Regions from separate parts of the Homo sapiens genome. Here regions 1 and 2 are each linked to region 3. Evidence: read pairs that join two places in POLR2A ChIA-PET (ENCODE). Cell type or tissue: MCF 10A. All regions are shown on one strand. Each heading gives the region's core, and the rest is flanking DNA. Links, peaks and the distances in the headings are about the cores only. Region 1 has its middle 19 kb from the start of THBS1. Region 2 overlaps LOC105370777 (a long non-coding RNA gene). Region 3 overlaps LOC105370777 (a long non-coding RNA gene).

What was found. Peaks named below come from ENCODE experiments on the same cell type or tissue, not always from the same donor. Only the 100,000 strongest peaks of a DNase experiment are listed, where the experiment ranks them.
Region 1: POLR2A ChIA-PET joins it to region 3 with 7 read pairs; 2 of 35 experiments call an interaction of 5 or more read pairs at or near these places.
Region 2: POLR2A ChIA-PET joins it to region 3 with 5 read pairs; 4 of 35 experiments call an interaction of 5 or more read pairs at or near these places.

What each region holds. Positions count from the first base shown.
Region 1 is chr15:39,558,032-39,566,206 of GRCh38, reverse strand. No RefSeq gene overlaps it. Among named protein-coding and RNA genes, the nearest start is that of THBS1, 19 kb to the left of the region's middle. In MCF 10A, for the core only: no CTCF peak of the experiment used is centred there; no DNase peak of the experiment used is centred there.
Region 2 is chr15:39,238,376-39,246,550 of GRCh38, reverse strand. The region is part of intron 1 of LOC105370777 (a long non-coding RNA gene); the gene reads left to right. Among named protein-coding and RNA genes, the nearest start is that of LINC02915, 8.2 kb to the left of the region's middle. In MCF 10A, for the core only: no CTCF peak of the experiment used is centred there; a DNase peak (open chromatin) is centred at 4,010.
Region 3 is chr15:39,184,180-39,192,354 of GRCh38, reverse strand. All of the region lies in intron 1 of LOC105370777 (a long non-coding RNA gene), which reads left to right. Among named protein-coding and RNA genes, the nearest start is that of LINC02915, 62 kb to the left of the region's middle. In MCF 10A, for the core only: no CTCF peak of the experiment used is centred there; a DNase peak (open chromatin) is centred at 3,254.

The sequences.
Region 1 (8,175 bases), core at 2,177-7,176, 370 kb before region 3:
AGATTTGCCCCTTTTCTTTTTCACACAATGTCTTTCACTATTCAAACATGCAGTCAAGTTGAGCTCAGCAAGACATAGTTTTAAATCTATGTGAAATAAGTAATTGATGAAATGACTCATATGCCATCTCCTTTGATTCAGTGGTTTTTCTTTGAGTGGCCAAGAGCTTGCTTGGGAGTCACACAATGTGCGATGTATCAGAACCCGGGAAGACATCCCTGCAGGCATGCTGGAAAGGTTGGTCTCAGGCTGGTTAATGACTTCAAATGGCAATCCCAGGCTCTACATGCAGTAATCCTACTCCTAGTTGTTTAAATTCAAACACTTATTCTCTTAAATACTCATTATTTTCTAAAATTCAAATGAAATAAAGTAAAAGTATATAAAATTAAAATGGCACAAGCCAGAAATTTCTGGATGCAGATAAGACAAGAAAAACAATGAGCGAAACCCTCTTCATTGTTCCAAAGGCAGGGGCACACATTTGGAATTGTCCTTGAAGATGGGCACCCGTTCAGTATTGGGAAAATCCTGGGCTGGCAAAGGGTAGTTGCATTTGAAGTGAGAAATGTGTTCCAAAGAAAAGACAAAGAATAGCCATTTCTAGACAATGCTGTAGCTAAGGCTTATATAAACCATGAGGGGTAGGGTGGCATTTAAGGATGTTTCCATGCCAGATTTCTCCTCAGGAGTGTGTGCCTTACTTTGATACACCGAAGCATTAGCAAAACCCCAAGCAAACAGCTGTCTTCAGAGTCCTAATTGTGGGTCTCCCATGATAGGACAGTATGAAAAACAGCAAGAGAAAAAACATCCTTCTCTAGGATCATGTTTTAAATATGTATAGATACATGTGTCTGTGTGTATAATTGTATGTTTAATTTGTAGATCATGACTACAATGTGTTTTATTCTCCTCTTGGGAACACGCATCAACCTACTTCTCTCTCATATACATAAATGCCATCAGGGCAACTACTCAAGCAGAATCCTAGCAGCCACCCCGATTGCTGCTGCTTCTCCACCTGCTACACTCAGTCTATCAGCAGCTGCTGTTGCCTGCAAAGTGACCCCAGATCCACTCATTTCTATTTCCATTGTTATGACCTAGCCCAAGATACCAACACCTCATGTAGATCACTGCAGTTCCTGTTAATTTGTCATTCTGTAATGGCAGAACCAATTCAACGTTGTCAGTAACAAAATGATGAGTTTTTCAGTGCAAGGGACCCCCAGGTTGCTGGTCACATTACCTGAGCATGCCCAAATGAACTAAGGGTACCTGATTCAGGACCCTGGAGCCAGCTGGAATAAAAAAGTCAATGATGTGTGGAACCCAAGTGCTTGGATCAAGGAGCAAGGGCCAAATTAAGAAGCAAGGGGTGCCCTGTTTTGCTGCCGTATGGACTTAACCAAAGACCTGGCGTGACTTCTTTGCATGATCCAATCAGATCATGCCTTGTTTCATTTTCCTGTCCCTTGCATTGTTGCTGTTTGCCTGGAAAACCTGCTCTCAAACCCTTGTTCAGGAAGACAGATTTGAGTGTTGGCTCCTGTCTCCTTGGCAGTTGACTTGCAATAAAGCCCTTTCTTTTCTCAAAAGCTGGTGCCATAGTACTGACTTCTGTGTACCTTAGGCAGTGAGGCCATTGTTTGGCAACATTCCTGCTGATGATTTTGGGTAAAACAGTTACTCTCTTGATTCAATTTGCTTCTGGTAAAATAGGGGTAATAATAGTTTCTACTTCCTAGGATAGCAGTGAGGTTTAAATGAGAAAAGGATATCCAATATTTAGCAGAATGCCAGGGCTATGGTGAGTTCTCAACAAATATTAATATTTTTTACCACTACTGCAATATATCCTCAATTCCAAGGAGTATTTCCATTGGAGATTTTAATGTCAATAGTGAAATCTCTTGAGCATGTGCTATAAAATACCTTATTTTTCTGTGTAGCTAATACGATATTAAATGCCATGATTGTATGTTTACAGACTGTTAGTTCACTGACATATTTTGGGGATTCATGCGAGAATTTCTATAACTGAAGTTTAGGGATGACAAATGCTAAATATACATAAAGTATCACTCCTAAAATGTTATCGTCTTTCACTGGGGAGTAGTAACTAACTCATATATTGACTTTTGCACAGGCAGAAGCCAGGTTGAGGATTAGAGGAGTTTATATAAAAAGATTAAGACAAACTGGAGAACTGAGAATTAAGAGCATCTTCCAAATGCTACTCACTATGCCTCTATGCATCTTTATTATAAATTTAGGATTCTGAGGCTAATGAGATTCCAAGATCCCAATTCAGAAGTCTCACGATAGGACTGAATTCACAAAGCAGCATCTACTTATTGGAAGAGTCTATTAGTTCTATAAGGGACTATTATAACATTATCTTGACAAATTCCAGGGTTAGGAAATTGCAAATTACATGCTTATCAGTTAAACTCTGAATCTTGTAAGGCTGCCCACGTTTTGAAGATCTGATAATCAGATTGTTGTTCTCCTACAGTCCAGATACGTTCTGAGAGTTGTGTCCTTCCTTAGGCGATTTCATCTTTGTGTGAACATCATAGAGTGAACTTACACACACCTGGATGGTATAGGCTATTACATGCCTAGGCTATATGGTATAGCCTATTGTTCCTGAGCTACAAACAAGTACAGCATGTTACTGTACTGAATATTGTAGGAAATTGTAACACAATGGTAAGTATTTGTGTAGCTAAACATATCTAATCTTAGAGGAGATACAATAAAATACAGTATTATAATCTTATGAGTCTACTGTCATATATGCAGTCCATGGTGGACAAAAGTCATTAGGCAGCACATGAATATATTTTGCCAGAGGCCTTCCTTGTCTAAGGTGGCATCTTGGCATTTCTAAGCAACTAATTTGATGATAGTTTTCAAATGCCGTTCATCAATGATGATGGATAACTTTGGTTTATGGACTGTGGATAAATGATGTCAATCAAACCAATTAAATTCAATCTTAAGGAACGAGACTTTCAATCAATTGATCTTTTTATCTTATAATGCCAAAAACCCATTTGTGATATTTCTTATCTTAAATTGACTAGTTTTAAAAATGGATGTATTGAGTACATATTTTGGCTATTTACTATGGATATCGGAAGGCAGAAAGTAAGTTCTAGGACATGGTCATGCTATGACCTAGCTCAAACTATGCATGAATGAAGCTTTGTGTTGTATATTGATTATGGAGCAGAGAAAAGAAGAAACAACTTCTTTATTTTGATACCTTTAGAAGAAGCACACAGACCAAGCCTCTGGATAGGATGATCTATTGCTAATTCACAGGTTAGAGGAGGCACAACTATAGGACACCAACTATAATACTGTTGACAGGATTGTTGTATGTTTATATGAATGGCCCAAATGCTAATCTGTGTATTAAAAGCAATCCCTCATGTTCTTATTAGAGAGAGGTAGAAAATGGAGGTATAGGGGCACATGAGTGAGGTTATTGCACACTGCAGACCGGTGCACTGGTTCCTGAATGCCTTCTCCATCCAGAGTCCACTTTATGTGATTTCATGCCCCAGGCCTGCCGACAAGGGCCTGATAGAGGCTGTGGTGGAAGAGCCTGTTCTGTTTGGGATGGTGAGGATTGAATGACTCCATTTTCCTCACAGTAAAGAGTTGCCTTGTATATTGTATTAGACAGGGTTCTCCAGAGAAGCAGAACCAATAGAATTTCTCTTTCTCTCTAAGAGCGGGGTACATGAGCTTTGACTCATGTTATTCTGGAGGCTGGGAAGTCTCATGATATTCCAGGTGGAAGCTGGAGAACCAGGGAAGCTAAAGGTATAATTCAGTCTGAGTCTAAAGGCCTGAAAACTGGGGGAGATGATGGTATAATTCTCAGTCCGAGGTTAACGGCTTGAGAATCTGGGGGGTGGGAGGCACTGGTGTAAATCCCTGAGTCCTAAAGCCCCAGAACCTGGAGTTCTGATGTCTGCGGGCAGGAGAAGGTGGATGTCCCAGATCCAGGAGGGCAAATTCGCCCTTTCTCTGCCTTTTTATTCTACTTTGGCCCTTGATGGATTGGATGATGCTCACCCTTCTTGGTGAGGGCAATCTTCCTCACTCAGTCCTCTGATTCAAATGCTAATCTCTCAGAAACACCCTCACAGACATACTCAGAAATATTATTTTACCAAGCACCTGAGTATCCATTAATCCAGTCAGGTTTATACCTAAAATTAACCATCACATATAAGAAATGCAATACATCTCAAATGAGGAAAGATTGAATGATACCTTTGGCTTTTGACACAATTAAAAATGGTTTACCAGGCTGAATTATTTAGTAATTACTTAGTATTTATTGAATATATGGCCATTTTGTTATTATTCAATGTTATAAAAGGCAGTGTCTTTTCTAGACCATAGATTACCCAAATTTTGTGAAGCAGGTAAGATTTGACAATGAACTATTGGCGTCTTGGGAATTGTTTACACTTATAATTAAATTATTAGCTATGCTGTACATGATTATAAATTTAAATATGGAATTCAGCCACTAGTAATCATAGTAAACTTTAGTTAATTTATGCTTTCCAAGGGGAAGAGAAGAATTAAGTAAAAGCTCTTAACTCATGCTTTTAAAAAATTTTTATCTTTGAGTTGACTCTAATCTTTATAAAAGGTGAGTATTATTGGATTAGAGTTCATTTAACAATCATCTAGTTAATCTGTGCAACTAGTTTAGATCACTCTGTCTCCTCCAAAAATCTAGGACATATTGAAAACCTATCGCCAATAGTGAAGGAATCTCTTCTGTGCATTTGTGGTGTGTATACAAATGTGTGTGCTTTAGAGTGATATGGTAACTTATTAGCTCTGTCCACCCATATTTCCAAGCTGTTCTTTTAGGCAAATGGTAGGAATGAATTTCTATGCCCTTTTGGAACATGGCTAAGTGACTTGATTTGGCCAGTAAAATGTGATTGGAGATGATGTGTGTCACTTCTGGACAGAAACCTGTAAAAGACAGTGCAAAATTTTCCAGCTTTCCTTCCTCTAGCTTCAGTCACAGTAAATGACAGCCTTTTTCTTTCTTCTTCTTTTTTTTTTTTCTTTAGAAGGAGTCTCCCTCTGTCGCCCAGGCTGGAGTGCAGTGGCTTGATCTCGGCTCACTGCAAGCTCCGCCTCCCAGGTTCACGCCATTCTCCTGCCTCAGCCTCCCAAGTAGCTGGGACTACAGGTGCCCGCTACCACGCCCGACTAATTTTTTTTTGTATTTTTAGTAGAGACGGGGTTTCACTGTGTTAGCCAGGATGGTCTCGATCTCCTGACCTCATGATCCAACCGCCTTGGCCTCCCAGAGTGGTGGGATTACAGGCGTGAGCCACCACACCCGGCCGAAATGACAGCCTTTGGTTGTATAAGCTCTGGTGGAATGGGCCTGGATCTAGATGACCTGACCTGACCATGACCCATGATCAACTTGTAGCTTAAGTAATAAATAAGTTTTCGCTGTCCCAAGCTCTTGAGATTTTAGGCTTGTTTTACTAAAAGCAACACAGTTTAGCCCATCCTATCTAACATAAATGATAACAGCAACTCCAGATGTGGCACGGCCATGCCCTTTAAGAACTAGAAAAGATAGATAACAATTATGATTAAAAACCATAAATAGTGCTAATTATAAAGCCATCACAAAGTAAAATCATGGCTTATTTAGATGGAATAAAATAAGAACTATAATAACAACATACTATTTGGAGGTAGAAGACAAAATTATCAATATGAATCATAAAAATGATATAATTGTCCATCTAAAAACCCGAGACAATCAACTAAAAAATTACTAGATCAACAAGATGAATGTAGGCAAAATAAAGGTTCAGAAATCAACAGTTTTCTTTGATATCAACTGTAAACAATTACAAAATTTAATGGAAAAAACAACCTTTTCAAAATGCAATACCATGTACCTATTCCAGAAAGATCAATTAGATAATTGTTTTAAAGTTTGCAAAAAGATGTGCTAGAAGGATCAGTGAGACACAAATAAAATTGGTTCCCTACAGGTGATGGGGACAAATGAGGTGCAGACAGTAGGGGTAGAGGCAAGGCCTGTCGATGTATTTCTATCTATATAGATTTGACCTTTTCATCATATAAGCGCAAATGAACTTGGATCACCCGGGAAAATAGTTTCAATATTTAAAAACATAGGGAGAAACTAAAAGGGAAAAACTGGATAGATTTGACTGTATAAAGCTTAAAATTTCTGTATGTTAACACCATGAACCAGATAAAAATTAAATGACAAACCATGAAAATATTTACAATATGTAAATAACCAAGGAGGTATTATTATATATTCACAATCTTTTCAGCTCAAGAAAACTATAAGCAGTCCAGCAGAAAAGTAGGTAAAAAATGCAAAAGATAATTAATTATAATTACATATAGATAAAATACAAGTGGCCATTAAATTGGAGAAGAGTAAAGACCAATTTCAACAGTGATCGAATAAATAAAAATTAAAATGAGATATAATTTTTAATTGAGCAATTTGGCAAGGATTAAGAAGAAAGCTAATACACGATGTTGAGAAGACTATGATAAAATAGATAATTTGATAATAGAAAGGTGAAAAAGTAGATTACAAAAATATTTGTGACTTGTTTTTCAAGTAAAAAATACATGCATATGTATTTAGAATTAAAAAATCTTGGACAGAAATACATATTAGCTTTTAATTTTTGGTTTCATATTAAATTTTATTTTTTATATCTGTATTTAAAATTTTAATGTATTTGCCAAAATTTCCACAAAACCATGTAGTATTTTTACAAAGAGAAAAAATTTTTAAAGAATGTGAGATAAGAATCTAAAGTCCTTATGAGTCCAGTTTCCTCATACTTTCTACAGAAATCTCTCTTTCATTAAATTCTAATTAAACATTATTTCCCAAGGATGTCATCACTAAGGATAACTGCTCAAAAATATTTTTGAGTTATTTTAAATGTAATTATAATAATGTAGCAGAAATGTTTTCCTTGTTTTTATGGCACATGTGTATAATTTTAGCTATACTATGAATTTGTTAGGTTTAGACTACACACCTGACTATTTACAGCACTGTCCCTTTGGAAAATGGGTTCTGACCTTTAAACTATGAATTTAAAAAGAAAGTTTTGGGATACAACTCATTTATGCGTATCTTGTGCTTCTAGATCTTGTAATGTGAATTTCTCATCATTTATTGTTCTTTAACATTCTGCAGGGGACTTTATGGGTGTCTTATGATCTCAGATGAGACTGGAAACTGGTCTGGAATGACAGGTATACACACTGCTAGGCAGGTAGGATCATTTCTTCACACTTCCAAGAGTATACAGTAGGCACTCAATAAACACTAGTAGAACAAAATAGAAGACAGTCTTGGTTTGGAAGAAGGCAGGGCATCAGGTTGCTGCAGAGGGCTGAGCCTGAGGCTGACAGACTGCATCCAGCACGGGTGAGGGCACAGCATTGTCTTCCTGGTTCCTTGGCCTAGATACAGGGTGCAGATTGCATTTCACTTCATTGGCTTTAGGTTGGGAGCTAAGCTTGCTATTAATAGTTCCTCCTTAGTCTTGTGTTTGGTTTCTTCACTCTCACACACCTGGTGAGGCTCCTTCTCCAGAGAGGGGCTGTTTCCTGAACTCAGAGTTTTGTGCGTCTTGGACTTGGGCTTCCAAGAATTCACCCCTCTTGGGATCAGTCAGCTTTGCGACAGATGTCTCTTAACTCTGAAGAGAGTTCTCTCTCCTGTCGGAGCACTCAGAAAAATTTCTCTTATTATTTTTTTCCTCCTAAAAACCCACCATTAAAGTCAAGCCAGTAACAATGTAAAATTATTTTTATGATGCTTTGCAGCATACTACGCTCTCAATTTACCCATATTTCATAGTAATGGGGGGATTGACCCTGTCCCCTTTCTAAAACTAAGCAATAAAAACCTCTATGTTTTCCAGGAATGTTCTCTCCAAGGGACACATGCTTTTACGCAGAAGGCTCTTACTTCCTGTGACAGAAATTTTAGTGGGGCATGGACTATGGTTCAGATAATGCTACCCCTGCTTTCTTACCACTGGCCCCACCAGGAACTTCTCTTACAAATAAGCCCTTTGTTGATGA
Region 2 (8,175 bases), core at 1,499-6,498, 54 kb before region 3:
CCACTTCAGCTTGCATTTCTCAATTCTAAACATCCCTGGTAGAAAATCATATCCTTGTTATAGACAAAAAGATGAAGAATGCAGAAATATTTGATCAAAAGTGCCAGAGTCATGGTTGTAAAAGGCGTAATTTTAAGATGACTTCCAAGGCCCCTGAACTTGATATTATGCCCATATTAGGGTGAAAGGGAAATTGTCCAGGTAGGCAAAACTAATCATGCTTTTAAAAGCAGAGATTTTTCTCTGGCTGGCAGCAGACGAGGGAGTCAGAGAGATTTGAAGCATAAGAATAATTCAAACTACCATTGCTGGCTTGAAGATGGAGAACCCACATGGAAAGGGTAAGAAGAAAATGAATTCTGCCAACAACCAATGAGCTTGGAAGAAGTCCCCAAGACTCAGATGGGAATGGCAGCTGGCTGATATCTTGAGTGTGAGACTCTGAGTGAAGAATTAGCTAAGCTTACCTGGAATTGTGTGCAATAATAAGTGGCTATCGTTTCAAGTTTGCCTTGTTTGCATAATTTGTTATTCAACAGCAGAAATATAATACAGCGGTCAGAACAAACCAGATTTTATGCCTTACTGATACCAAGTTTGCAACCTCTTTACCTACCGTCAACCAAGGGCACATTTCTTGACAAATTTAAATAGGTAAGAATGAATTTTATGAATCTCTAAACCACCACATAATAGAAGAACATGGTATCATCAAAGGTATAAAGCCCATAATATATGCACATTTATCGATATTAATGAAAAGCTTCTTATAATTTATAAAAAACAAACTCATGGTAGTTTAACAAATGACATAATAGAAATACATGCAGGCTGCTGTTAGGGTATAGAGGAGGCTCACCTAACCCTACCTGGGTGGAGCAGGAAGAGTTTTTCCTAGAGGAAATGGTGATTGTCAAAGGAATGTAGGAGGCGACAACTTATGTTTACAGACCCTGTTCATGTGTGTAAAAAAATTGGGGGAGATAGAAGTCTACTATGATGAACCAAGAGGAGGGGTAGGAGGTGGATAAGGCAACTTGGGATTTCATTTCCTTTCCTACTCCAAGTCTTAGAGTGATCATCTCAGAGGAATGCTCTTATCAAGACCCTCACTTAAAAGCTTGCCCTGGTAGTAGAAGGTACTTCAATGACAGGCTAAAGGCAGCTTTTCACTACTCATCTAAAGTTGGAAAGGCTTTACATGTGAGTTAAGTTTAATGGAAGGTATCCCTACTGTGGGGGTATCTAAACCACAGGCATCTGAGAAAACCTTAGGTGAGGGCTGAATGCAAATAACGACAGTGCTGAGAATTTACAACCTAGAAAGGCTGAAAATATTGCAGTAATTATTATTACTGCTGCTTCTTAAATTCCTCATTTACAAAATCAAAGTAGGACCAATTCCTGTCTAATTAAGCCAACGTGGTGACAAAGAAAAAAGTTATTCTGAATGTTTTTATTTCTTTAACATTATCTCATTTCTTTGAACTATATTCACTGAATATGTTTTAATTTGATGACTCAAGTCAGTTGAAAATGAATAGAAACCATGTGTATTATTACATGCATGGTTGGGGACCAAGAAGAGCCATCAATGCTGCATCACCAGATGAACTGGCTTACCTCACTGGCTCATGTGTGAAAGTAAACATAGTTCCACAGGACTTTCATACTTTCTGTCAATCTGGCCATATAAATTGACAACCAGAGCTTAGCAAGTTCCTCAGAGATTAGGCAGATCCAATCAAGTTTGTAGGTGAAAGGGTCAAAATGAAGGTTAGAAGATAATTCCTCTGGTATCCTCATGTATTTTGAGAAAGAAAAGGGTCTAGTAAATTACAAAGATCCTCTTGTAGAAAGAACATTATATGAAAATGTACAAATGGAGTCATTTCTTGGGGGAGGTGTCTTGGTGTCCTGGGAGGCTACCTCACTTCTAAAGTCCTTAGATGTCTTCTGTGCTTGCAGTGAGTTCACCTGTTGAAACAGGTGGAACAGGTGGATGACTGTGGGGAAAGCCAAGGTGTCTTTTGGAGGATCCCACTTCTATTAACTTCATGATTGATACCTAGGAGTTATGGGAGAGACAGAGGATTTGTACTAATGCCAAACAAAAGACCAGTGCATTCACGTGGGCATGAAGGGAGGCAAATATAATCGAGCTACATGTCACTCACTCTCATTGTGCCATCACCCTACAAGTGATTGAGAAAGTAACCCCTCCCACAGTCAGATGGCCCTGTCCATCAGGAATCATATTAATGGCTGGTGCCAACCCAAATGTTTGCCTTTATCTTGTGCCACCATTGACTATTTTTCAGAAATCAGGATGTTGTTTCCCACTCTGAGATGTCTGGTTGAGCGGGTTTCGGTGTGATCAAGGAAATATGGCTGCCCTCACTCTAACTATTCCAGCTGCCTTGGCAGCCTCCTGGCACATCCCGAATGAGGTCATATATTTAGTAAGGCAATGTCTTACCTGAGAGATCTGAGACAAATAGAGACGTTTCTATATCTGACATTCAGAAAAGCTATAGGGATGAAGCTTTAGGGTATAATGGAATATAGAGAGGATTTCAAGGGAAACAGACCTGGGGTTACTGACTGTGTAATCTTGAGAAAGCTACTTTATTTCTCTGATTTGTCAATTCCTCTAATTTATCAACAAAATTGCCATGCATATTGCTTGGCATAATGCATGACAGAGTATTAGCTCAAATAAATGTCAGTTCTTTTCCCTTCCTTCTTCATCCAGCTTTGGGGAAATTTGACATTTGGTATAAGTGTTCAAAAGAATTACAAAATTCCTGTGTCCTTTGAGACAAGAAACTTTGCATAATTCTTTCACCCTTAGATCAGAATCCTCATCTCCTGCCTTTTCCTTTCGGAGCTAGCAGTCACAGGAATGACAACTGGCAAGGGGGTGCTGCTTAAGCCTAAGACAGTGAGATGGATAGCTTAACCAGTATGTCAGAATGGAAGCTTCAAGTTATTCATCTTGAAAATCTGCATACTGTCTGAAATCAAGTGACTATTGTTTAAACCATTTTTGGAATTTTTCACTTCAGAGCTTTTACATAAACCTTTGGAAAAAACTTCTGTGGGCCAGGGTTCTAGGTATGATACTCCCTCTCTGATCTGTCCACCAAATAATATTTAGATAAATACAGCTCTACTTTCAAATAGTACGCCACCTGTTGTGGATCAAATGTTTGTGTACCCCCAAATTTATATGGCAAAATCCTAACGCCCAAGGTGATGGCATCAGGAGGTAGGGACTCTTGGCAGGAAAGTGACGAAGCCATGAAGATAGAGCCCTCATGATTGGAATTAGTGCTCTTATAAAAGAGACCCCAGAGAGCTCCTTCACCTTTCCGCCAAGTGTGGACACAGTTAGAAGACAGCCATCTATGAAAGAGGAAATAGGCCTTCACTGGACATGGAGTCTGCCTGTGCCTTGATCTTGGACTTTCTAGCCTCCATAACTGTGAGAAATAAATGTTTGTTGTTGAAGCCACCCAGTTTATTGTATTTTTGTTATAACAGCCCAAGTAGTCTAAGACACCATGTAACTGCCTACAGCAAGAGGAAAGGATACATGATTTTGGAGCCCAAGTACAAATAAAGTACACACATAGAAATTCATCTCCAAGAAGAAAAATGAAAAATGCATGTCTATGTGTGAAAGCTTCAACTGAGCTTTTGTGTATTGTCCTTCAAAAGGACTTATCAGCATTTTTGTTTGTTGGCTGTGTTTTGCTTTTTTCTTCTATATTATGTAATTTCTATAAAGAAGCCAAGACGTTCCCTCATTGGTTTCCTGAACAATGTAATCAAGGACCCCCATGGTGCCCCTGGTCTTGAGGATCCCATGGAGGATCAGGGAATGTGGTGGTGTTCTCCCTGTTAGCTTCTTCTGACTAGCAAAGGCATTTTTCAGATGGAGGGAAGGGCCTTTCCAAGTCTGATCTCAGACCTGGCTGTGTCCAGATTGTGTCACAGGCTGTGTCCAGATTGTGGTTTTGGGCACTTGTAATTACCAGCTTGGTTTTGGCTGGAGAAAGAAAAATTCCTATCATGAATACACCCAATTACCTCATGATTCAAAGATGGAGGCAGACATGCACAATCAACTTCATTCTTACCTGATTCACCTGCCTCTACTCAGGAACTGGAAACATTTCATTGCAGCTCTTTCATTCTTTCAGGAAGTTTATTTTTTCTTGCATATTTATAGGTGTTTAATGGAACTTCCATGAGGCTGTTTAACTTTGTTCGTGATCATCTAATGTTGTCACCATGTCTTAGGAAAATTTCTAGGCTCAAAAGTCTACCAATTTATGTGGTGTTCCAAATGCACAGCTACATTTGACCATTAGGAAGCCAATGGTTTTCCTAAAAGAGTTTGCAAAATTCTGCAGTGTTATAGATATTCTTGCTTTAAAAAACTTGTGACTTTGTCCTTGCGATAGTTTGCTGAGAATGATGATTTCCAGTTTCATCCATGTCTCTACAAAGGACATGAACTCATCATTTTTTATGGCTGCATAGTATACTGCATGTTCTCACTCATAGGTGGGAATTGAACAATGAGAACACATGGACACAGGAAGGGGTACATCACATTCCGGAGACTGTTGTGGGGTGGGGGGAGGGGGAGGGATAGCAATAGGAGATACACCTAATGCTAAATGATGAGTTAATGGGTGCAGTACACCAACATGGCACATGTATACATATGTAACAAACCTGCACATTGTGCACATGTACCCTAAAACTTAAAGTATAATAATAATAAAATAAAATAAAAAACAAAAAACAAACAAAAAACTTGTGACAACTTCTAAGCTAATAATAACAATGTTAACAATAACCATAACAACATCAACAATAAATGCTGCCTCTTGATGAGCCCTTATGTATTTTTAAGTACTATGCTAATGATTAACACGAATTACTTAATTTAATCCTTAACAAAGGCCTAGTGAGGTAAGTAATTTATTTTCTCCATTTTTCAGGTGAAGAAACTGAGGCTAAGAAAGACTTATTGACATATTCAAGGTCAGAGAACAGATAAATGGTAAAGATATATTTTTATAGGAAGGAGAATACTCCTATTATTCAGCTCTATAAAGGAAAATTCTGACACATGCTACAACATGGATGAATGTTGAAGACATTATGCTAAGTGAAATAAGACAGACATAAAGGACAAATACTGTATGATTCTACATATGTGAGGTACATAGGGTAGTCCAGTTTTATAGGAACAGAAAGTAGAATAAATGTTGGCAGGGGCTGGGAGCAGAGGGAAATGTGAAGTTATTGTTTAGTAGGCACAGGGTTTCAATTTAGAAAGATGAAAAGTTCTGGACATAGATAGTGGTGATGTTTATACAACAATGTAAATGTACTTAATTCTTCTGGACTGCATACTTTTAAGTGGCAAAAATGTAATTGTAATGTTATGCAATTCTATCACAATAAAAAATTACTAGAAAAAGATGAAAAAATTTTAAACAGTGAATACTGACCAATTAGTGTGCCTTCAAATGAAGGATTCATTGTATATTTTAACTGAAATCAATAAACTCTAAGTGTGTAAATGATGAATAAAAATAGACTACCTTGTAGGAGAAGAATCCTTCTCTCTTTTCAGTGGAAGCATTGTTTGACTGCTTTCCTCAGGGCTTTGGTCCTGTTCTCCTTGGGTCTGACAGGAGAGAGACAAAAACAAGCATGGTGTCTTATGTCTTCACTATTAGTTTTGCTTCCTCATCATCTCCTTTCAGCAAAACCATCTGAAGGTCCACTATCCATTGACTTCCATGGGGTGACGGTGTTACAAGCTTTTAACTTTCACTGGTCTGAAGAAGGTGGAGTTTTATTTTTTCTCTTGTTTCTATCGATCCCTCCTCCAGCACCCATAGAATTGGCCCCAGTCTAGGTGCCAACATGGCACTTGGTTTGGTTTTCATTGGCCCTCTATTCAGTCCCCACCACCTCACCTCCCTCTCACTCCCTTGGAGAGCATCTCACAGCCTTGGGATCTGACAGTTGGCATGTCGTTAAGGACAACAGCAACAACAAAATGACCTAAACTCTTCTCTGGGGGTCCACACAACATAGGTTGTAGCCTTAGTCTTCTACATTTAAAACAATGTAGTTAGCTCTTGCCTTTAACAAACCTAATTAAAGGTAATGTTTGAATGGGAAAAGCTGAAATTGAGATGTTTTGGCTTTACCAATAGCTAGACAAAGCTTGTGCCAAGGCATTCTAACAGATCTGGTTTTGTTAGGTTGTGGCTCTCATGCTAGATCACGGCAAACCCTTTCCTAAATAAATGGAAATCTAGACTACTGGGCCACACTTCATGTCCTGCTTCTACCCAGTGCAATTTTTAAAGACTGTAATGAATATGTGCACATTTTAAATTTATTTTTATATACATATTTGCCCATTTTGAGTCAGAATGAATTTGGGAAATTTTAATCTCCGAGACTAGGCAATGTTATTCATTTACTTAGGTAAAACAATTATTCAGTTCCTTGGAAAACATAACAGTTGCAATATTATTTTGCTCTAAGTCTGTTACTACAATCTGTATATGGTGAATGTGCTTTACTGAGAAACATTTGGGGAAATTGTGGCACAGGTGATTCTATCTCATCAGAACTCAACATTGTTAGTGGCTTTATCAACCATGAAAAACCGATGACTAATGTAGTAATAGTACATGTGGCTTTTTAAGGAATGTAGATGCATTGAGGAAGTGATTTATTCATGTGTATATTATAAATAAGCAGATAACCACATAAAACCTGTTGTAAAAATGTCAGTAAGGATAAGTACAGGAAAAAAAAACCACCCATATTAGATTCTTTTTTTTTTTTTAAATAAAGGACAAACATAGTCCACTGTGGAAGACTGCAGTTTATCTCACAGTGGCCATCTCATCTAGACATTCTTTGGCCTAGGCATGAATGTGTTAGGCTTTCAGTTCTGTGTTCATGAAGACATTTTTGACCACTCCAATAATATATCTAGAGATGTGTCTCTTTCTCTCACAAGTTTAATGAAAAACAACCTGTGTACTATCTGTGCTTGTTAGAATGGAGTTGTTACTACAACCTTTCCTCCCATGTGAAGGATTACAGGATTATCTATCTTGCTTACTCTTGCTCTGCCTCTTGTATTCCATGTCTAACATTCCTGTTTCAGATCTACCTTCTCATGCTTGGCTTTGCCTTTATTCCCCAGTCACATCTTCTTCAAGTTCAATGGTAGAAAAATAATGGAAGAACCAGTTATTAAGTACATTCCTAGAAGATCTCTGGAAGACCCTACCAAGAGATCTTGGGAATGGAAGGCAGATATATGTACAGGGATTAGGTCTGTGTAGTTTAGTGCAAAAGGCATGGCTCTCTTACAAGCTCAATCACCTTATCTTCTCCAAGACGTTTATTTTTAATCTACTTAATTGAGGGGGATAAGACTTCCTTGGAGGGTGTTTCTGTTAATTAAATAGACTGAAGTATGTACAATTGATTAGCATGGTATACACATATATTAGATGCTCAATAGCTTGTTTCTCATCCCCTGTGGCAAGATCTTTTCATGAGAAAAGAAACTTTATACTGATTGAAAGCTCTAAACTGCTCCCAGAATATCCCAGAACTCTTGATATGACAAGAATGTTCTTTCTATTCAGGAACAGAAAGTTTTGGGCCAAAGGTAGAGGATGTCTATTTAGACATAGCTCAGCAGGTGGAAAAGAGGAGATGATGCTCAGGCATGAGCACCCGCAGGCTGCATTCTTCTCTGTAGCTTCAATCCAAGGAGGCAGAGTTACAGTGAGAGGAAAGCTTCAAGAAAATTTGATGTTTTCTTCTTTATCAAATGTCTCATCTTGCAAGGGTTTCATTTTTCACTGCATATTTCGAAGAGCCTGGGTTTCCTGATGCCATTTGGAGTCTTGGCTTTTAAGACCTTTCTCAGTCTTAATCTCAGAGGAACTTTCTTATCCTGCAATCAAGAAAAATGAAAAGAATTGGAGTCCGTTTTACATTTACGAGGGTGTTGACATTTGACGAGACGAAGAATCCAGATGTCATGGGCCTCAGTGGGGCTGCTTTCTCTGGCTCAGCCTTGGTGGGCAGTATAACCAGGGGATG
Region 3 (8,175 bases), core at 1,098-6,097:
GAGTAGCAAAAACTATCAGATGTTCTTGGCCTATCATTTGCCACCTGATATTAATAGGAAAATGTCTTAACTCCTTCCAGCCAGCAGAACACTCACTGAATATGACTTAAGGGGATTGATGATGGAGGAACTGTCTAAGCTATGTCAGAAGAATCCAATGTGTTAACTCACTTTTTGCTTTAGTCTCCTTTCTTTCCAGGGCAAGATTTTCACTATGTGCTAATGGAAAGCAGTGGGCAGGGGAAGGGCAAATAAATGACTACACAAAGGTACATACCTGTACTTGGCCAGGGTGGATCTATATTTGGTAAGATTAAGCCCTATTGTATTTTCATGTCTAACAGTTACAGAATTGAAACTTGTCCCTCAGGACAGGAATTTGCTATCTACATTCCAACATTCCTTGTCTTCTGAGCAAAACCACTGCATTGATGTCATCTAATCCTCTTGTTTTTATATTTTCCCTCTTAGCTTGGTACTGTCTCCTTTCTTCTCTGGCCATTCTACCACACTATAATGGAAGGTTTTTGTTTTGTTTTGCTTCATTTTGTCTCCCCCACTCCTTTTAATTTGTCTTTGCTGGTGAGGGTAGTGGTAGTAGGCAGGAGTACGTTGGGAAGAGCAGAGAAACAAAACCACTCTAGGCTTTGAGAAAATTAAAAATTTGAGGTCCATTCTCATTTATTCTTCTTATTAAAAATATATCTTTGTTTGCAACTGTTACATAAGTCTCAAATTACTTAAAAATTGAAAGTCTCAAAAATTTCCTTTTGATTGTATAAAGGTTATTTAAAAAAATAATAAATATTCTCACATACAACCAGAAATGATAACAATTACCCCAAGCAGTGGTTCTCAACTCTGCTTGTAGGTTAGAATCAATACTTGGGGATGGTTTTTAAGTTATTTAAGAAACAATATCAACAACCCCCTCCTTTGTTCCTGTGCCCTGACAAAGAACAAGAAACTATGGTAAGTTGACCAGGGCAAGGACTTCTGCCTCTATTACTATACAAGGACTGCACTGGATAGCATGTTCATTCATTCATTCATTCCTCATTATTTACTGAGGACTTAACAAGTGCCAAGCATGGGGAGGAATGATGTGATGATTATGTATGCTCTGGAGTGAGAAGACACTGAGATCTGAAGGATGTGCAGGAATTAGCAGGGTGAAGGCAGGAGCATCATGAGAGAAGGTTGTGGGAAGAGTAATCTGGGCAAATGGTAGAACTCTGTGGTGGGAAGGAGAAGACCTCAGAGGAAGTTTTCAGAAGGAATGTGTGGCTGGGGAGGGTTGTGACTGGCCAGGACTGCTCTTTGAGACCTTTCTGTCTAGTCTCCGGTCTGCACTCACTGGCAGCCTGGGGAAGGACCAACAGAATATTCTACCACCGCTCTCCCCCAGTGCCTCTCTGAACAGTCAACTGCGATAGCTGCTCTGTCTTCACTGAATTCACCTAGGCCTTTCTCTCCGCTGTCCTGTCCATATGAGGTTTCCTCTGTGGTCACTTACTGTGTAGCAGCATCTATTCCTTAACTATTTAAGAAACCTTGGCCAGTTTGAGGCAGGGACGATATAAAAAGTCAAGGGAGGCTCTGGGGATTTGGGTTCTGGTCTTGGCTCTGATACTAAGTAGCTCCGGTGTCACGAGTAAGTCCTTTCTTTTGGGGGACCCCAATTTACTCACCTATAGGATGAGAGAGTAGGCTGAAGGGTCTCTGAGGCTCCTCCGAACTGAAAGCTTACCTTCTAGAGAAGCTCTTCAAGCCAAAAGTCTTTACCTTGAGATACCAGACTTGCTAGTTAATTTAGTTAAATTACACTTTTAAAATAATCATTGCTAGGACATAAGACTAGTTGAGAAATATATATTTTAATGCATATTTTAATTCAGCCAAGCTTGGGATGTCCGATTTCTATAGAATAGCATAAATATGGATGTTATATTCCAGTGGCCCTAATTGTGGTTAACTTTCGTAGATCCAGATGCTGCATATACCACAATTGAATAATAAAATGTCCTCAGACACACAGTACAAATATATGAAATATTTATTTGTGTTAATATGATGAGCCCTGAGATGAGTCATTCAAAATGGTGGTAATCTAATTATATTAAGAAATAATTTACTTACCTAAAATGAAAAAAAAATCCTAAAAATACCTAATGTTGGTATTTCTCAGGTTCTATTATTGGCCATGTCAATTGGAGCAACCATTTGGAAAGTCATTTGGCAACATCTCCCAAAGCTGAATATACATGAAGCCTAGGAGCCAGGAATTCCACTTCCAGGATATGCCCAATAGAAATGAATACATATGTTCACCAAAAGGCGTGTCCTAGAATGTTTATAATTGTGAACAGACCAAAGCTAGAAACTATCCAAGTGTCCATCAACAATGGAGTGGGAAATAAAATGTCTCTTCGTACAATGGAATCTACATAGCAATGAGAACAAAGAACTTACAAAAGTACACAGCAACATGGATGAAATTCACAAGCATAATTCCGAACAAAAAATGCCATGTACCAAAAAGCTTATAGCATATGACTCCATTTATGTACAGTAGAAAAACAGGCAAAACAGCTAGCCTGTTAGAAGTCAGAATGGTGGTTACCCTTTGAGGGGCTGTTCCTAGATGGGGACTCATGGGGTAATGTTCATTCCATGTCTTGAACTGTGCACTGATTACACTGGTGTGTTTAGCTTGTGAAATGTATCCACCTATACACTTATGTGGTTTTCTGTATGTACATTATATTTCAATAACATTTTAAGAAAGTGTTTTGCCACTTATTAGTTCATTTGACCCACACAACAGTTCTAGGAGATAAGAAGGCCAGGTAACTTTTCTTCAGATTTATAGAAAGAAAACAGACTCAAAGTTTGGTCCAAGGTCTCAGTGCTAATTGGTGGTGGAATCAGGTTAGGTATGTCAACCTCCTGGGCCAAGAAAGATAGTCTCTGTTGGAGCACCTTGCACAGTGCTTGATGCATAGTAGGTGCTCAATAAATTTCATCTGAAGCTGGATCATAGAATGGTGGCCTTCTAATCCCACAAGGCTGTTATCCTGCTGTGGGAGTAACCATCTTCTCTGGTGGTCTAATGTCCCTTATAGAATGTGCGTATTCTCTCCTAAGAGAAGAGTGGAGATGAGGCCTGAGTCAAATATCCTAAGAAGCTGCCAAAATACCTGTGGAGAATTGCATAACCTTGTCCCTCTAGGGCTTAGAAAAGAATGAGTCAGACAGTCAGTTCTCAGACACGGTGCCCAGGAAAACAGGAAGAAGGTTCACTTAGGCAGAAATCCATGTATGTGACCTTGGATACATCACTGAACTTCTTCAGGGGCAACAATTTGAAAGACACATTTGAGACACTCTGCCTAGGATGACGTGATCCTTCTGTAGCTGATCTTCTGAGACCCGTGAATTTTATGTACTATTTTCTAATTATATTCTCATTATTTTCAAGGGCATCAGACTGCATTTCAAACTTGACAATTCCTTTGCTATAATTTCAGCTCAAATTTTGACTAATTTATACTTTAAATACAAATATGCCCCATTTTCTGCTTGTCATCATAGTTCAGAAAGAAGTTATACCGACCATGTTATATAAAGTAATGAGGGGTCCTATTCAGCTTGTTAACCATGTTTCTTAAAAAAAAAAAGTACAATAGAACTTTCTTTGTCAATATAAAATTCGAGTTATTTATGATGTGGCTAAAGATATGATAAGAAGTCTCAGGAATGGAATCTGTTATTGCTTGGAAAATAAAATCTCAAGACCTTCTTTGGAAAAAAATGGAGAGTGATAAAATGCTTTCATTTAGGGCTTGGCTGTGATGTCAAGGTCAGCCAATGAGCTTAGAGGGAATCTGAGAAAAATAAAGAGAAAAATAGAAACAGATGTCTGGAAAATCTTCTTGAATATTGCTGGTGAAATTGTATGGTTAGAAGACAAAATTTCAGTGTTACATCCATCATCCTAAAAAGGTTATAATGAAAGCCATTTAAATTGGTGTTCAAAAACCTTGTGAGAACTTTGGTTGACTGTATTCCACCATGAAGTGCGTTTTGATCTGAAGTCTTGGTTAGGGTATTCCTCCAATAGGTCAGCTGCCATGGGCCTCCTATTAAGTCAAAGTCTCTATTTCAAATTAGCATAAGAGAGAACGCTGATGAAAAGGGGAATAAGAATAAAGCTAAATAATTGTTTTGGCTTCTGATTGATCAGCATCTATGTTCTCAGAAGCAAGTTTCTTTTTGCCTCTAGTTGCTGCTGATGGTAGGAAACAGAAAAATACCTGTCTTAAAAAGTTGCCGAAGATGGTCAGTTGAAAGGGTTGAAGAGCCTAACAGAGGAAATAGATCACCAATAATGGAGCTAAAAAGGAATGAAAGTAGACAGCTTAGAGATAGGACCCTTGGAGACACTCAGATGGAAGGGTTGTCAAAAGGCTAAGCATAAAAGACCAGGAAGAGCTATAATTCTAATTAAGGTTCAGGATGGTTTAAAAAGGAAAATAATCAAGATTGGTAAGAAGAGTTTAAACTTATAGTAGTGATAATGATTTGACAGTTTGTTCTAGAATGTCTATCTATTTTACTGATTAGTTTTCAAGAGTGCTGTAATTCATACTAAGAAAAGTAGAGAAAGCTGATTATTTCTAACTCAGTACTACAAAGGTTTGACTTAATTCTGTTAAATTCCTGGCTTACTGCTAATTGTATGACCTTGGATAAATTACTTCACCCCTCCAAGCCTCACTGTCTTCATCTGTAAAATGGAGAAATAGTAGCACCTACTTCATGACATCACTTTGAGGCCTCCATGGTGGATATGAATTGCTTATTCCAGAGCTTAGATTATATTAAAAGAATACTACATGGTTTTTGTTGATGGTGGTAATGATGATGTCCTTGAATATCTTTAAATTGAGGTGCTCATCTCTACCTTGTCTTTCAAAAGATTCGAAGTGTCTTAAGTCCCAAATAATAAATAAAATTTTATTTCTTTTTATTTCTTGTTTATATCTCACCTCCCCTAAAAGCAAGACTAAAACAAAATATTTATAAGGTTATTTCAAAAATAAAAAGGGGCTAGACACAGTGGCTCATGCCTATAATTCTAGTGCTCTGGGAGACTGAGGCAGGAGGACCACTTGAGGCCAGGGGTTTGAGACCAGTCTGGGCAACAGAGCAAGACACCACCTCTACAAAAAAAAAAAATACAATAAAAAAAAAAGAAAAAGAGAGAATTTATAAGAGAAAGATTAAGTCAGAATAAAAGAAAAAATACAAAGATGTGAACTAGAGAGAGAGTCTGTTTCAATCAAAATCTTAGAATGGATGGTTCATTCAAAATAGGGTAATGTAAGAAACATTTATTTTGAAGACTATTTACAAAAGTGGGATTGTAGGAGACCTTTAAGAGATATTACTTCTAGGCCTGAGGAGGGTGGGGTCTGGAACCCTGAAGAGAGAGTCCTGTAGAGCACACTGCCTTGAGAGGACCACAGGTCTCTGTTGAGACGCACAACTAGCCGGAGGTGACCTCACGGGGAAGGACTGGGGAAACACATTCTCTGAATTCACTCTCTTTCCTCTTTCTCATCTCCTGCTGCATCTTCCCATTTGCCCAAAGAGAACTGGAAGCCAAAGGGAGTGCGAGCCATTGATATTATTTACACAGACCCATCTGTCTCCAGGAGCAGAGGAAGAACGGGGAAGGGGAGGCAGTGGATCCAGAGGAGCAAACAGAACATGTCGAGCAGAGGGTACCAGAAAGTTGATAAATCAACGCTGAAATCTCAACCAGAATCCAAAGCACAACGGGGAATAGGATCATATACAAAAATAGCGTCATCAAATAATAAAACACCATGCCATTTCCACTGGAGCTTTTCTAGAGAATTCCACTTTTAAATGACATTCTGTAAAATTGTCCAAGTTGCTAAACATATAAAATTGTTGGATATCAATTTACATCAATTAAATTTGGGATGCATCTAGGAAAAATAATACTTTTGGCTTTAGAAATTGGTCCAATCTATTCTTTCTGAAAATGAATAGATAAAGATTTACAAAGGCAAATTTTACATTGTGACAATAAAATATCTTCTTTTTCATTAAGATTATTTTTAACCTACTATCATGACTGTTAAGTAGATAGCTCATAAAAAGGGTTCAGATCATTAAGGTAGGTTTAAAAGAAAGAGGACCAAAACATGCTGACTTATTCCATCCAGAATTGTTCGCTGATACATTGGGAGAATATCCCCGAGGGTTGAGTTTCATGGGGGTGAAGTGTAAGTATTGGGAATCAACATTCTCAACTGAGCACACACAGCTTGGCCCATCAATGGTTCTTTCTCACAGAGATGGAATCTAAGAGAAGGTGAGAAAAAGCTCCAAGTCAGCTTAAACTGATCTGGACAGATCGTTCCCTCTAGGTGAAAAGTCTGCCAGAGGAATCAGTGGTTGGAAGCAATATTCTCCTGTTTTGATATTTTGAAAGCCAGATCTCCCCAAAGATACAGCAAATAGAGCAGAGATTTGCATAACTCTCTTTGGTAAAATCTCTACTTTGTGTAAATACAATATTGGATGGATGGGGCAAATCCAATACTAGTTGGTTGTTAGTACCACTAAAAAACAACTTATGTTGTTAAACTTTATAAACACTTTCAGAGAATTACATAAACCTCAGAACAACATTGTGAGGCACTTTCCTCTTTCGAGGATGGAAATGTAAAACTCAAGAAGATTGAGAACGTTCTCCAGATCACCAACTGCTAGGATTAGTGTGAGAATGATGACTGGAGGGGGTGATAATCAACAGTCTTCTAAACATCTTTGTTACATGAACAAATGATACAGGTGAGAACACAGTCCTTTGCTTGTTTAGCTCCTGAGAATGCACATGAATTTAGAGGATGAACAGGGTGGGATTCCCATGCAAATCACTTCCATCTCTATGGATGTAGATGAGGATGGGGAGAGGCAGTGCCAGTGGCAGAGCAGCAGCAGGACTTCCTGGTGGCCCAGGCACCCAGTGGCTGTCAAAGCATGCCAACCTGCAGGAGCCAGACAAGCGTGGGTGGTTTGAGGTAAGTCCATGTCTCACGGATTGCCTGGGAGGCTTGGAAGCCTAACCACCCACGATGACAGGCCCTGACAGCCACAAGCAGGCATCACTAATCTGGGTCCCACTGCTCCATGCTCACTGTGTCAAAGGCTGCAGGTCAGTTGACAGCCTGGCAACCCTAAATTTGGAGTGCATCTAGGAAAAATAGTAATATTGTTTTCAGAAGTTGGCCCAATCTATTTTTTCTGAAAATGAACAAATAATAAAATGATCTATAAAGGCAACTCTCACATTGTGACAGTAAAATTCTATTGTCAATTTTATTGCTGTTACTCAGAGTGAGTCCTCTGTGTGAGGCGTCATCAGCAGGAATAACCAGGGTCATTGCTTGCCCTTTTTGGATTTTTTGTGCTAGAATCCTCTTGGGCTATTGTCAGTATGTGTCCTCCTCACCTCAGGGAAGTGAGACCTGAGTAATCACCCTTTTCACAACCCTTCTCAGAATTTTACAGAACAACTGGACTCAGTTAAGAAGCTCACAGCATCAGCATGCCTGGCAAGGAAGACCCTTTATTTCCCTTGTTAACAGGCCTGTGGTGGGCACTCAAACAACCAGATTGTCTCTCGGGAATCTCTTTGCCTTGTGAAACCTAGAAAATGTCTAGGGAATCTCTTTGCCTTGTGAAACCTAGAAAATGTCTTCAATGACAGGTGTTTTTGGAGGGGAGTTAAAGAAATAGCTTCTTCTCAATTAATGCAAAACACTGCCTCTCATTCCACCATGCAGCTCCACACATTGCTTCATGACTTTTCATCAGGCTTATGTAGCCCCAGAAGGGTACACTTTGGCAATAGGACATTGCCCTCTTCATTGTGCTTGGCAAAGCCCACTTGAGAAACGAAAGCTCCACAGAACCCCTCAAATTCATATGCTGGGCCACCCTAACTCTAATGTGAATGAGAATGGCCATAATGTGATAAAAACTTGTAAGTACCCAGCTTATTCCTCCTGAAGACCCTGAACACATTTCACACTGAGAAATATACTCTGGGCTCGATGTAAGCCATGGACAGGA